Linked DNA regions of Homo sapiens: region 1 is linked to region 2. A link is an interaction called in ENCODE POLR2A ChIA-PET data of the cell type or tissue named here. Cell type or tissue: CD4-positive, alpha-beta T cell. All regions are shown on one strand. Each heading gives the region's core, and the rest is flanking DNA. Links, peaks and the distances in the headings are about the cores only.

Evidence for each region. Peaks named below come from ENCODE experiments on the same cell type or tissue, not always from the same donor. Only the 100,000 strongest peaks of a DNase experiment are listed, where the experiment ranks them.
Region 1: POLR2A ChIA-PET joins it to region 2 with 10 read pairs; 7 of 35 experiments call an interaction of 5 or more read pairs at or near these places.

Annotation. Positions count from the first base shown.
Region 1 is chr3:111,612,427-111,620,163 of GRCh38, forward strand. All of the region lies in intron 8 of CD96 (CD96 molecule), which reads left to right. Among named protein-coding and RNA genes, the nearest start is that of ZBED2, 21 kb to the left of the region's middle. RefSeq lists enhancers at 4,077-4,577, 4,578-5,078. In CD4-positive, alpha-beta T cell, for the core only: a CTCF peak has its summit at 4,272 (motif pointing left); a DNase peak (open chromatin) is centred at 4,115; H3K27ac peaks cover 1,388 bases.
Region 2 is chr3:111,664,006-111,671,742 of GRCh38, forward strand. It overlaps a transcript of CD96 not described here. Among named protein-coding and RNA genes, the nearest start is that of PLCXD2, 6.8 kb to the right of the region's middle. RefSeq lists an enhancer at 3,930-3,979. In CD4-positive, alpha-beta T cell, for the core only: CTCF peaks have their summits at 5,089 (motif pointing right) and 5,289; DNase peaks (open chromatin) are centred at 4,096 and 5,116; H3K4me3 peaks cover 543 bases; H3K27ac peaks cover 2,984 bases.

The DNA of each region.
Region 1 (7,737 bases), core at 1,064-6,063, 52 kb before region 2:
TGCCATGATTGTATAATAATACTAAGCAATAATATTAATATTTGTTGGTTGCCTCCAATGTGTATGGACTGTTCTAAACTAGTAAATGTATTTTCTCATTGAATCCTCCCAACAACACAATTACTTAGGTACTATTATTATCCCACTTTACAGATGAAGATACTGAGGCACAAAGAGGTTAAATAACTCACCCAAAGTCATGCAGAAAGTAGATGAGCCAGTATTGAGCCCAGACAGACTTCAGACCTTGAGTCCTGCTGCCTCAAAGAGTACATGGTTGGTGCTGAATAAATGTCTTTAGACACTGAATAAATCCCTTCTAGTGTGAAGCTGTTATAGGTCTTAGGAAAAGGTCAAACATGACACCTATGCTTATATTAATCTCTCCCTTTTTCAGACCAGTGTTTTCCTGAGACATGCAGCATCTGAGAGTGAAGATAACATTTCCTCAGTTGGAAATAAATTAGAGAAACCCCTCCTGCATCTGTAGCCCACCCCCGCCATCAACACTATTATCATATAATTCTCACTGTAGATATGAATCTACAGAATCCATACAAAACTCCAATGCTTTTCCTTGAATCCTGGGAAATTCTGTTTATTGTATCTTTTTCATCACCTTCCACCTGGGGCACACAACATTCTGCAGACTGTTAAAAGGATTTTTCTTTTTTCTACATCTGTCACCTGTAAGTCAAGGTTAGCCTTCTTGATGACTAGTTTACTTTGGGTATTCATCTATTCAGTTACTCCCCTTGGGGTGAGATTCCTCAGGGTAAAAGCTATCAGTTGACCTATTTTTCAGTTTATTTCATAATTATTGAGTATCTACAAGCTCACCACATGATGCGTGATGAGCTCTGTCCTGCTTACTGTCATCTTCCCCAAGGGAGTCCTGAAACCCTTTCTGGACCAGTAATCCAGCAATACACATTATTATTCCCCATTTAGTCAGCACATGCCCCAAACAATCTGCCTCCCACATGAGAAAAATTTTATGCAGGGTTTAGATTTAGGTTTAGGTTTCACACCTCATGTCTCCTTTATGCTGGGCTGAAGGTCAGTGCCCACGTTATCCTGACCACACAGATTGATGAAGCTGATTCAAATGATGAAGCTGATTCAAATGATGAAGCTGATTCAAATGTGTTTAGATGTAGTTGAAGGCCTATATTGTCCAGTTAATGTCACTACTGTGTTTAAAGGCTCTTTGTGCTGCAGGTGAATTGATGGAGAGCAATTACACATTTGTCCAGAAACTAGATGGCTAAGTCTAAGTCTGTGCTATGCCGATAGGTGCTATAGTGATAGAATGAAAGGCCCAATGGAAATATTTCTATTTGAGACAATAAGTTAAATTTTTAGGTTCAGTTTTACATTGGAATAAGGCAAAACCTTAGATAGCAGAGTCTGACTAACCAGATAAGTTAACCAGCAGCTTGAAACTTACAAATAACTTTTACCTTTGTACTTGGTTGATTAAATAAGCTAAACCGGTAGGTTAGCAAAGAATAATTTTTACTTTTTCCATTCTTCTCTGTTCAAATGAGATATATTGAATAATTTTTTCTTGGCCTCTAAAAGAAATTTCAGACAGATTATTTGGCTTTTTTGGTGATTTCCATATAATAAATGTCATCTGGTCCTTTTCAGCCACAAGAACAGACCTGTGTCAATAATTAAAAACTCTTGTCAAATGTAATGTCAAAACTCAAAAAAGTTAATTTAGTCCAGAACTTCTTTCCTCTTCCTTCCCCCAAGTGTGGCTCTAACTCAACTTGGAAACGCTGGGATATGTGAGGTGGGGGTAGGGAAGAGACAGGGAATGTCTCTGATTCCCTGACTTGGCTTCATCCTCTCCTCCGCTCCTAGCTGCTGGCTTGGGTCCCTCTTTATGGGGAATGGCGTAAGAAGAAGAGGGAGAGGTAGGTAAGGAAGGAACTTCCTTAATAGGCTGGATGTAATCTGACTTAGGTGTCCTCTGGATGAGGAGAATAAAAATTGCCATATTGACTTCATGGGGCACTCTGGCAGATTTTTCAGAAATCCCTGACTGTCCTATGGCTGCTGTCCCTTGGTGCAGGCCATGCCTCTCTTCTGGTCTTCTGCTTCCTTCTCTCTGCAGCCTCTAAACTTCTGAAGGTCAGCTCCTCTTGGGGGCTTCTTTGTTCCTCTAGGTGTTCTTCCTGAGTGAGATTCTTTTCATGGCACCCTATTATGTCTGGAAAAATGTGCACCTTTGCCTACTCTATGGGGGAAGTGCTCCTCTTCACCAGTGTGGCCCTGTCTCTCTTCTCCATGCCCATTCAGAGCCACTAACCAACCATGGACTCCTAATGCAGCCTCTCCAGCCTGAGTAAGGCACCATGCCCCTTTGTCCTAAATTCCAGGACACACAGGTCAAGAGATATGAGTATTTCTCTCAGATCCACACTTCGCTTGGTCTAAAGTGAAGGAGCGGATTCTTCTTCATCTTCTCCATGAGGGAGGGCCTGATGCACAGGACCCTTCAAAGGAACTCTTAGCCAGTCTGCTCCCACCCCGTCACACAGCTTTGAGGTTGATGATGGACCACCACTGACAGGTCCCACTCCACACTGCCTCGCATGTCCTGCATAGGTGGGCTAGAACCCTGCTTTCAACGTGAGGTGGCTTGTGCCCTGTATTATGGTTCTTAACCTTTGGAACCTCATCTGAAATGAAGGTACAAGTATTCCATTTAAAAATTTTGTTCTGCATTAACCATTGAAGAGTTAAAGGAAATACAGTGAAAATGAAGCAAACATGATGAGGTGATGGTTAACCCACTGAGAGGATCCACAGAAAGCTGTAGTTCTTAGCAATAGTGTGATGGATGGAAGATAAACACTGAGTTCTAGAAGCATTGGCCAAAGGTGAGGATGCTTGAGGAACATGAAGGGAGACAGGAGAATGCAGAAAAGGGAAAGCTTTCACGTGGGTGGTTCCTTCTTCTAAGGGTGATTAAAAGCAACAGAAGAGACTAAGCAAACAAAATACCTTCTATAGCACTTGGTTCACAGTAAGTGTCAACATGTTGTATTCTATTATTAGAACCTCTAAATCCATTTGGAAATACAGTAAGAACCCAAGGTAGGAAATAGAGTGGCTGATTGACCAGTCTGTCTTTGTCTAAGGGGTGTGTGTGTATGTGTGTGTCTGCGTGCATGTGTGTTTTAATAAAAATAATCTAGGTTTAGAATGAAAGCAAATAATCTAGGTTTAGAATTATGTATCTACTTGAGATAGATACTGATGTAAACAAAACCAGGCTCACAAGGACCAACATCTAGTGAGGGGAGGAGGGAAGTGGGCAGTAAAGATGAGCAGAAATCTACAGTTAGCATGAAAAGCCACATTATACCCTACTTGATATATCCCCCACGACTGCCCTCTCCCTTTCTCTTGCTTTGCTCAGCCAAGCTAGCCTCCTAGCTGTTTCTTCAACATACCAGGATTTCTCTCATCTCAGGGCCTTTTAACCTCACTTCCTATGCCTGAAAAATTCTTCCCCCAAATATCTACATGGATCACACCCTCATCTTCTCGAAATTTTTGTTCAAATGTCACCTTCTCGATGAGGTACTCCATGACCATCATATTTTAAATTGCAGCTGCCTCCCACCCCATTTCCTGTTCCCCTTTTTTGGCTGTATTTTCTCCATAACACATTTTAACACCGTCTATAAGTTACCTGTTTGGCTCCTCTCCACACATAAAAAAAGTAAATCTGATGAGGGCAGTGTTTTTTATCTTATTTGTCTACTGATACAGCTGTATCACCTAGAACAATGATAACACATGGTTACCAATAAGTATTGATAATTCAGTAAATATTTTTTAAATGGAGAATTTTTTTAAGTATAAAAAAGAAGAGATTAACAAAGGAAGGCTTTAGGGAATGCAGAGGATATCTCCCTAAAGAAAAGCCATCTGGCTAGGGCTGATGTCTGGGTAGCCTTATGACAGGAAGCTGAAAGGTGGTGGTGGGACAGGAAGCTGAAAGGTGGTGGTGGGACAGGAAGAGAAGCTATCAAAGGCCTGCTATTCTGGGTGGTTGCGTGCTAGACATCATGAGTGAGCTCTTCCGTGGCTAGGCCCTGATGATGATGATGCATGCTGCAGCAAGGCTAACTACACTTATAAGGCTACCAGAATGGAATAAATATAGTCTTTAGTGTCAGACAGCCTTGGGTTCAGTTGTTGTCTCTGCCACCTACTGGCTCTGTAGCCTAGAGCAAGTCATTCTGATGGCAGCAGCTGCCCGACTGGACTAGCTGCTGTGGGGATGCCAGCTGTAGTGAGGGAGGCCTGGCTGGGACTGTTGAGCCCGTAGAGGCTGAGAACAGGAGGGAGCCTGCCCCCTACTGACTTGGCAAGGCAGGAGCCCTGGGCTTTCAGGGCAGCTGCAGCCACCCAGCTGTGGCTCCAGACCCTGACACCCCTGCTCTCTTGAGGGCCTGGGAACACCCCCGCTTCTGCAGGCTCAGAAGGGCCTGCTTCCACCCCCTGGACTCTTCCCACTCCCAGCACCTGCTCCAATTTCAGAGCAAAGATGAGGCTCAGCCCAGGCACTGTCACAACCTGGCCAGGTGTGTGCACACTTGGGGCAGCACTGACACACCAATCCCCCACCTTGGCCCCCTCCAGACTTTGGGCGCCAAGGAGCACAGGAAGGAGGCAGCAGGTGGAGATGGGCTGAGGGCAGCTGGGTGCAGGCCTGCAGGTGCCATTTGGTGCAAACAGCCTGGGCTATGGAAGGCATGATGACAGTGGGAGGCTGACTAGGTTCCTGGATGGAAAGGTGTAGGTCCCCAGTGAAACCCCACCTTCAGGCCAGGCATGGCCTGAAGCCTGGGAGCCAGGCTGCCAGTTCCAAGTGAAGTCCATGGATATGAGTAATAACTTCATCGATGACCACTGGGCCAATTGGATAGTGCTTTTTCCTGGCCTGCCTATGGCCATCTATGGACCAATCACCATGCACTTTCTCCCTTCTGAGCCCATGAAAAACCGGGGATTCAGCCAGACTCAGAAAGAAGTCAAGACTACCAGCTGTGGGAGGGAGCTACCCACTATGGGTCTCCTCATCCAGACAACTTGCCTGCAGAAAGGAGCTACCCACTACAGGTCTCCTCTCCACTGAGAGCTGGACACTCATTGGGACAGCCTGCATATGGAAAGGAACTACCCACTTCAGGTCTCCTGAGAGCTGTTCTGTGGCTCAGTGAAGCTCCTCTCCACCTTGCTCACCCTCCAGTTGTCAGCATACCTCGTTCTTCTTGGGGGCGAGACAAGAACTTGGGACCTACTGAATGGTGGGACTGAAAGAGTTGTAACACAAACCCAGCTGAAACACACCTCCCACCTGCTCACCACATTGCAAGCAATGAGAAGGAGAGAAGAGCTGTGGCCCTTCAGGGAGCCCAGACCTAAGGCCTCCCAGGCCAGGGCTGTAAAACCCTCTTTGGAGCTCTACAGTTCCTGGCATCTCCAAGCTTTCTGGTGCCACAGTGTTCCCCTTGTCCAGACACCAGTGCCTGCAGCAGAAACTGCTTGCCATACATCTGGTCCAGCAGCAGCATCACACAGAGTCGGCACCCATGCTGGAGCCTGGAGATTCCCACCCTGCCTCAGCAGCCAGTGTGCCTGGCTGTGTGCAGTGGCCAGACCCCACGCTCACTCGTTCACACACCCCTTGCTGCTCTGCACCTGGCTCACCCTTGGCAGGTGTGGGATCCAGGCTGGTAGCACAGACCAAGCACAGCCTGCCAAACCAAGTGGGTGGAATGAGCCCAGAAGTGTGAGCAATACTCAGGCAGAAGGTGCCACTGGCCACAGAATTTCTGGCTGGCAAAGCAAGACCTCAAGGATCCCGTGACAATTTCACCTCTGTAGTAGTTTCCTTGTCTTAAAAAAATGAGAGTAACATTATCTAGTTCATACAATTATTAGGAGAATCAAATGTGAAAGTGCATAAAAAACAACAATGAAGCTACGACTCATACTGTCCAGTTTGAGAAGAAATGTCATGATTAAGAGTCTAGTAAGCAAAAACCATCTCAAAATAAATCAAGACCTTTATATGTAATTTTTAATTCCTTGAAGGAGGAAACAATGACCAAATTTATTTCTCTCTTTTTTTTTTTTTTTTTTTTGAGACAGAGTCTCGCTCTGTTGCCCAGGCTGGAGTACAGTGGCACGATCTCAGCTCACTGCAAGCTCCGCCTCCCAGGTTCACGCCATTCTCCTGCCTCAGCCTCTCGAGTAGCTGGGACTACATGTCCAGCTAATTTTTTGTATTTTTAGTAGAGACGGGGGTTTCACCGTGTTAGCCAGGATGGTCTCAATCTCCTGACCTCATGATCCACCCGCCTCAACCTCCCAAAGTGCTGGGATTACAGGCATGAGCCACTGCGCCCGGCCTCGCTTTTTTTTTAAGTTACCAGCTTATTCTTTATGCTCCACTTATGCTACTTTGCAACTGCTCACTTGCTTCTTTTATTTGGCATATAGTAGGTCCATATTAAATTATTTTTAAAATCTATGTTGTTTGGAAAATATTTCAGTATTTCCCAAAAGTTAATCAACCATAGGTCTTCTAGCCTTCCTCTACCTTTCCTTTCTCTAGCAGTTAGGTCACTAGGAAGACTGGCAAGAGTATAGGTTAAGAGATTCAGTTCTGCTTAATGATGTCACATGGAGATGACCAGAATTAGCTCTTTTAGAACATGTTTCTGTCTGCCCACTCAATTCAGCACTGACTGGAGCTGTCTTCTAACTTAATTGAATTTCCAGTGATAGCATAAAAGGGTGGGTTTTTTTTTATTTTAGTGAGAAAATTTTTAAAGAGTTAAAATAGAAATGAGCCAGGAAGGCTTCAAACCTCCTCATGTAACCTCATGGCCATTTCTGAGCTAGTATAAACAAAACATTTTGTGTGAAGTAGTGTTTACCTCTAAATTTCATCTTATTTCCTGGAGACATGGGTCATTATAGTGTAACTCTGGATACTTGCAAGATTTGATAATAATAAACATTTACATTGAAGAAGGAATAAACAATCAGCAAACAAAGCCATCAACTCCCTATCACAGAGTTTGTCATCTTACTTGCCTACATAGTATCTCATGATTTAGAACACACTATTGAATATTGAAGAGATTTTGCTATGTTGTGAAATATAAACTTAGCCTTAAAACAAAAGGTACAAAGCAAGCTTTCTCACATCTGGAAATATATGATCAATATGAATCTTTCAAAAACATGGCTATGAGGAATGCAAATAAAATTTTTTAATTCTCTGCATGATATCAAGAGACAGTCAGACATGTTCTTATATAGTTACAGAATCTCCAGGTCAGGTTCTAAGAAGGGATTTTTTAAAACAAAACAAAACTCCTAAGAAATAAGCAGTGTTGCTGCACACTGTGCCACAGTTTGGTCACTGTTCTCCTGCTGCTTTTGTCTTGGATATGCACTTTGGCAGGTAACGCCCCACCTAGCTCTCACATCCAGTTCAACTCAGCACATGGAAAAAACACCCCTGAGGGCTTGTAAAAGCCCAGCCCTGGAATGGACAGGTGCCAGACATGGCTATTACTAATCCATGACATGTGAGACCACACACTGGGCTTTTGCATGGCTATGCCCTCTGCCTGAAAGCTCCCACCCTCCCTCCGCTGGCCACAATCTCCCACTAAATTCCTTGGGAAAGCT
Region 2 (7,737 bases), core at 1,616-6,615:
TCCCAAAGTGATGGGGTTACAGGCTTGAGCCACTGCGCCCAGCCGCTTATACACTTCTGGTGGGAATGTAAGTTAGTCACCGTGGAAAGCAGTCTGCATATTTCTCAAAGAACTTAAAATAGTGCTACCATTCAACCTAGCAATCACATTATTGGGTGTATACCCAAAGGAAAATAAATTATACTACCAAAAAGACGTGCAAATGTATGCTCATCACTGTGCCCTTCACAGTATCAAAAATATAGAATCAACCCAGTTGTCCATCATTTGTGGACTGGAAAAAAAATGTGGTACATATACACTGTGGAATACTATGCAGCCATTAAAAAGAATGAAATCATGTCCTTTGCAGCAACGTGGATGTAGTTTGAGGCCAAAATCCTAAGTGAAGTAATGCAGGAACAGGAAAAAAAAATACCACGTGTTCTCACTTATAAGTGGGAGCTAAACATTTAGCACATCTGGACATAAATATGGAAACAATGGACAATGTGGACTACTAGAGCATAAAGGGAAGGAGGAAGGCATGGGTTGAAAAATAACCTATCAAGTACCATGCTCACTACCTAAATGAAAAGATCTGTACCCCAAACCTCAGCATCACACAATATCCTCATGCAACTTGTACATGTACCCCTGTATCTAAAATAAAAGTTGAAATTTTAAACAAAAAAAAGGTATATTAAAAAGGGAGAGAGGACTATATTTTTCAAAAATGTCAATATAAAGAAAGGCTCTGAAAATATTCTAGATTAAAGGAGGCTAAAGAGACATGACAATTGATTGCAATACCTAACTCTAGATTGAATCCTGTACTAGAAGGGGGGAAATGGTATGAAAGACATTTATTAGATCAACTGACAAAATTAGAATATGGACAGATGACTAGATAAAAGTATTTATAACTCCGATGTTGTTATGTAAGAGATATTTTTATTCTTAGGAAATACACAGTTATTATTTAGCAGTCAAAGGACTATGATATAAATAACTTAGCCTCAAAGGGTGTGTGTTCATGTGTGCATGCATATGTATATGCATACACTTATACATACATACATGCATGTATAGATATACATGTATATGCATACAGAGAGAGATGGAAGCAAATGACAAAGTAAAGGGGGTAAATTGTTAAAGACAGATGAATCTAGGTAGATGGAATAAGTGTGTGTGTGTGTGTGTGTGTATGTGTGTGTGTGTGTCTTTTAATATTTTTACTTTTGCAACTTTTTTTGAAGTTTGAAATTATTTCCAAGTAGAAAGTTTAAACAAAAAGTACTTGAGCAAGACCCTAATGAAAGATTCTTAATTTGACTCAAAACTACCCTATTTTTCCAAGACTGCAACCTTTTTACAGTATGACAAAATCCAAAATGCTGTTTCATTGGCGTGGGGGGCAGGATTCTTTCTCTTTTCTCTGAGCATTGTTTAATCTGAAAGTTCAGAAAGAAAATAAGCAAGGATTCATCCCATAAGTTCGCTGTTTTTATATCATTTCTGGGTCTTATTCTACCCTAGGTATTGGCTGGGATCCACCAAAACTTCAATCAATTTTCCTTTCTTAAGGAGATAATTGGAGCCCTTTGATTTTCCCAAAACTCCAGAGCAAACTTACCCTCTCACCGTTGAACCATTTCATATCAAAGAAAACTAAGCTGTGTTTCTCCAGACTCCACCCAAGAAAGAGACTTTCATTCCTCCCTCAAACCCTTGGGCAGTGTTTTTTGTTGCTACTTTAGTAGAAACTACGGAAACAATTCACAGTTTACAGCAGTCCCTGCAGCAAGATCCCACACATGTGGCAGAACTGGGCAGACTCCTGCTCATCATTCCTACTTGGGGCTCCCCACACAGGAGCGGGGGCAGGAAGAAGGCTCAGCAATCACTTCTACAGAACCTCCTCCTACAGGACTTTTACCCATCACCCCAAATTTTGGGTACACAGCTTGACCAATATTTATCTGTTCAATAAATACTATTTGAAGATACTCTCTGTCCTATCTACTGAGATGAAATTTTTCAGTTTGCTATTGTTGCTTTAATGTTTATGTCAAAACGTGCAATGTCACTCCAAGATGAGGGAATGCGGGCTGTGAACTCTGTTGGACCCAAATGTCCTCAAAGGTGGAAAGCTGCCTTCACTCCTCAACGCCCCCACTGTGAGGATGAGGCCAGACACAAAGTAGTATTCAATTCAGTATCATGTGAATGAATGACAGGAAATGGCAAATGAGTGAGTAGGAGAAAGAAAAATGCCTTGTGGAGCAGAGAATTTGCTAAAGGTGGTGATTGTCACTCAAGTATGGTGAGTTGAGCTTTTCTTTTGACTCACTTCACATCACAGACTAATATATCCACTTTAAATCAATGCTCTTCTTCTAATGATTTTTATTGTGGCATGTCAGTCAGGCCAGGAGAGGTCAGGACCTAAATCTGGGCAGCTTGGCAGATGCCTTAGGCTGAATAGGCCACTGAGTCAGTTTCAAAGTTTAGCCCAGATTGGTAGAATCAGGCAGGCATCATAGGTGCAGAGGAAAAAAAAAAAAAAAACAGATCCAAGGAATCAGTGAAGACTCAAGTAAGTAGACACAGAACACCAGTCTAGACAGGTGAGGAAACTTAGTCTAAAACTCTTGGAGCAAGAACATACCTCAGCAGGCTAAAGATTCATAGGAGTTTGAGACCTGAGTCAGAGGCCTCTTGTCTTCTACTTCCGCTGTGTAAATTTATCAGGCTTTAATATTGTACATTCGGTACCAGAAGGGCAGGATGAGCCCTACAAGTGAAACTTTCTCCTGGTCAACTCAAGAGGAGGGAGTTAAGCTTAGGTGGGAAGCTTTCAGTTCTCTACTCTCTTTAAGAAGACAGTCTAATGGCTCATAATCTTGATTCTTCACCAGCGTTTGCTCCAGGTTGCCTAAGGTTTGGGCAAATAGACACGATTTCAAGCTTTGGTTTCAAATCCACTCATAGTCTTCTACTTTACTAAAGTTGGCTGGGCCATGAGTGAACAGAGCTTTCTTGTGCCTAATTGACTTCTTGGTGCCTTTCTTCCAGACCTAGGACTTTCACATTAGGGGTCACAAGTACCCAAGAATAAAGGCGTGTGCCAGAAGGGACTCGAAGCCACAGGGCAAACATAGCACATCCAGAACATCAATTTTGTGTGTGTGTGTGCATGTGTGTGTGTGTGTGTGTGTGTGTAACAAAATGTGAATGAATTTACAAAAACAAACTATGCAGCTTGAAAGAAATGCCAGGATCAGTGCTTGTCATGCCTGCCATACAGGGCTCTGGGGAGTGTGCATTTACTCAGCTCCATGATTAGGGCACATCTGGCGCAAGAGTTGAGAAGCTTTGCCCTCGGGCCGCACACACATCAATCCTACCACTGTGGAGGTGATGGAGGCACTAAAGGTGACTTCCATCCAGGTCATTCATACTTCCCACTCTGAGAGCTTCATTATGTGTTTTCTGAGCCTGACTGCCTGAGCTAAGCGCATCTCATCCTGGGTGCTGAATGCGGGGAGAGGGTAGAGAAAATGTTGAGGTGTCCCCAGAGGCTAGAACGTGTTACCAGTATAAAGGTACTCCCCAAAACACAATCTCAAGCTTTTGCTGGTAGCCGCATGATTTTAGAATATTAGGTCCATATTTATATAGAAGTTCTGTTAGTCCTGACTACAGCAAATGAAGTCAAAGATTTGAGTGAGGAAAGGCAATAAAAAGGAAAGAAAGGCTTAACTGTGCAAAGACAAAAGGTATCTACAGCAGGCAGAGGGAAAAAAACAGAGTACGGTTGGAAAGACCGTGAAGTTCATGTAGTTCAATCAAGCATCAGGTGCTTCAATTCTATCATGTTACTGTCTTATTGGTGCCAAGCTTGGCTTGGATGCTTCCAGTTATAGGAACTCACTTCCTCCTCTACTTCATTATATTGCTTAACTCTGACTTCTAGAATATTCTCCTTTATACTTGGCTGAAACAGAAAGATGTGTGGCATAAATTTTACTTTCTCTTTTACTTCTGCTACTCAAAGGAAGAGGAAGCTGTGGGTGCAGATGTTGCTAAGATAAACTACAACTTCCTCCATGACCAGTTTCTGCAGTTTAGGAAGGGCAGAGCCGAACACGTGGCTGAGTTGGGGAGTTAACTACAGACACTTAAGCAAATCAGAATCCTTTGAAACAAAATCATCAAAAGGCCAAGAAGCATTTGTAAGGGCTTTTGACTACAACCTAACATTCAGAGAGAGTTGATCAGAGAGAGTTGTTGACACACTAAAAATTCATTACTTTTATTTACATTGAAATTTATTTACTTTATTAAAAAATATTTTTGTTGGTTAAGGTTGTTTGTACAAACTTGTAATTTTAATATTTAAAAAGTTGGAAGAGAATGATAGTATTAGGTAATGATAATATTACTAATTTTTACTCCATGGATGAGGTGGCATCATGCTATTTCCAATTGATAGTGGCACACCAAATTGCAGAGTCATGTTGTTAAAAGAATGCATTCCCAAGATTAGATTGGTTAAATGATAACAAATGCACAGAGGTCATTCTGTTGTGACTGAAGCTCAAGTGATTACTAATATACACATTAATACAACAATGTCTCCTAATAATAGACATAATTCTCATAATTCTAGGAACCTTGGGGTGGGGTGGTAGCCTGGAGAAAAAAAAGGTAAGGGTGGCAGATCAATTGATTTTCCTGCTAGTTGAGATCAACTATCTCTGCCAAAATAGTCTTCCTAATTGCATAAAGTTATATGCAGCATGGATAAGAATTGTTTACTCTGCCATTCTACCTATTTTAACTTTTTTAAAAAAGAGAAATTTGTTGACATTTCAAAGCCTTCATCTCAAACATTTGAGACATAAAAATCCCCTGAGGAGAACATTTTAAAGACAGGAGGAAAAGATGCCATCCCAGAGGATCTGATGCAGGAGGGTTGGCATTTGATCCAGAAATCTGTATATTGCATAAACTCCTAGTTGTTCCTGTTGCTGGTGATCTACAGGCATTTTTAGGAATAATTGACACTGACAGAACATATTATACGTGCCTGAAGTGAGCCTTGAATACCAGTAGGTGGCTCTATAACATCTTAAATCAGGGACTTTGCAGCTAACTAGCTAACTAGCTAGAAAATAAAGGCTCTGAGGCCTTTATTTCCTCTCAATTTCCTTTTCAGGGATTGGAGGTGGCGTGGGAAGGAGAAATGGAAGAGGATGCTGGAATGTGGTGTGGTAGACGGAAATGAATGGATATTAAAATGAATTTTACAATCATCACTTGTTAGTAGCCCTCTCAAAAGTATTATAGTAACGACTACTGTTAAAATAAATTTTCTGAAAGCATACCAGAAAAACTTAATGTCCAATAAACTTAAAAGGCACAGAGGCTCTTAGGGTCTTCCTGAACACCGAGCTTTCAAATCTGGGAGAAACAATCTTATGGCCAGCCATTGCTGCCGTTCACTCTTGTCTCATTACAGAATCCCAGTTGTGGGCCATAAATACCAAGTGGGCATGAGGTAATATAGACAACGCTACTTCCTGCTTAAGCTTCTGCTTCTCTTCTACCCAGTTTCTCAAGGACACACCACCTGGGTATAATCCGGGAATGGTCACAGTAAAAATGACAAAACAATAGTCTCCGGCTCTACCCCAATCAACAAAATAAGTGGATCCCAATCCTCTGTCTTCTGATGTCAGGAATGTGTAAGTTGTATCATGTGTCCACAAGTGTGTGCCTCAGTGTCTCCATTTCCTTGGAGGCTCCTGAAGATCCCCAGTTGCTGCAATGATGTCACTCTTCCTGGAGGTAATTGCTGCTGCTGTCGTCACGTCCCAGCACCACCTATGTTGGTTGCATCTCCTCATTCTCCTCTGATCTTTATCATACAGTCTTTTGGCTTGAGCTGGGTGAAGAAGCTTGGGAAAGACTAGGAATAAACTCTACTGGTACGAGGCCATAAAGCAAAGCAGCTTCTACTCCATCCCATCTTTCGTTTACTTGGCTCCTCATTTCAGTCCCTTATTCCTTTTCCACCCACCCCACTCCCCAGCCAGAAAAAAAAATTGTGTGTGACGCATCACTGTGGAACTCAAAGCATCATATAACCTCACTCTCCTCTAGGCAATATCCCTCGACCAAATACATGTCTGTGTTCTGATTCTGCTTGGGATCTGTTCCTTCCCCATCTCGTACACAGCCTGGGAAGTAAGACAGTCCTGGGGCTTAGCTCTGGGGACCAGGGACAGCCCTGGTCCCAATATCATTAAATCAATATGCTTCCTCCAAGGCTTTTTGGGTGCCTTTAATCAAGTAAAATCAGGCCGGCTTATCCTGCCAACTACACATGTCTGAATGGCAAGCTGTTTTGGTGCTTTATCTGGGATCCTCACTACTCATTTATCACGTGAATCCAAACAAAACAAACCACTTGTAAAGTACAGACATTTCAAACAATAAGGGAGTCTCCAAATAGAGGGCTAAGGTTATAGTCAGCTCTTCAGGAATCCAGCAGGGTCTTTACCATTACATGTCACCTATTATAATTGTAACCCTGGTAAAGGCTGTTTATGAACAAAGCATATTTAAAAGCTTGGAAAATTTTTTATGTTGACAAGAGAGGCCATTGCAGGTTTTTAAGAAGGGAAGCAAAATTATTCACATTGTATTTTGGAAGATAATTATGGCAGAATGGGGAATGGTTGGGGAAATAAGAGTGTAATGGAGAAAAAATTTCCAGAAAACAGATTTGCATATGTATTTACATAAATGAGATTGGTTGTATTCAATAAAAATGGATGAACAGTTTGATGAGGTGTTCAAGTAATAAAAAATAATTTAAGAGATAGGGAAGCTACCCACTCAGGCCTTAGAATTACAGGTCCTTGGGGTGAGAAGTAGGGTTGGGGAGCCAAGCATCAGAGTTCAGAAAAGCCATGCGTTTAGTCTCTATGTGCCAGGTCTTTGCATTTTTTCTCACTTTTCATTGCTTAGATAATTGGTTTCAGTGATTTATCTGAAAGACTCTTTATTTCCCCCAAGCATTCTCCATTCTGCCATAGTTACCTTCCTAAAGTACAATGTGAATCATTTTACTCCCTTTCTCAACCTGCAATGGCCATTTTTGTCAATAGAAAAAAAAAGTGCAACTCTTTAATATGCTTTGGTCATAAACAGCCTTTACCAGGTTTACAATAACAGGTAACATGTAACGGGAAGCCCTTGACACAATGATCAAGAGACCTGGAGTCCCAGCTATGCAACTCACTAGCTATGAGATCTTGGACAGCGTTATGTAGCCACTAAGCCTCAGTATCCTTCGTAAAATGGGAACAGTAATAGTATCTAATTCATTGGGCTCATGTGAAGATTAAATGAGAGTAAATGAACAATATTTCCCACTTCTCTCATATGTCACTCTAGTATATTTTCTGTTTCTCACATCTATCATTCATTGTCATAGCTTTGCCTCTGTTTTCCCAGCTACATATGCCTCTCCCATGCCAAAACCCTCTACCCATTTTCCATGAGCAAAACTTTTCTCAGAATTCAAGACCTGGTTTGAATACCACATCCTCTAACAGTGCATCCCTTGGCTCTTCCTCCATCAAAATATATACCACTTTATTATCCTCCATTTGTGTGTCTCTGTTATCCCTTCATTCTCCCTGATATTACAATTTGTAATTCACATATTTGACTCTCTTT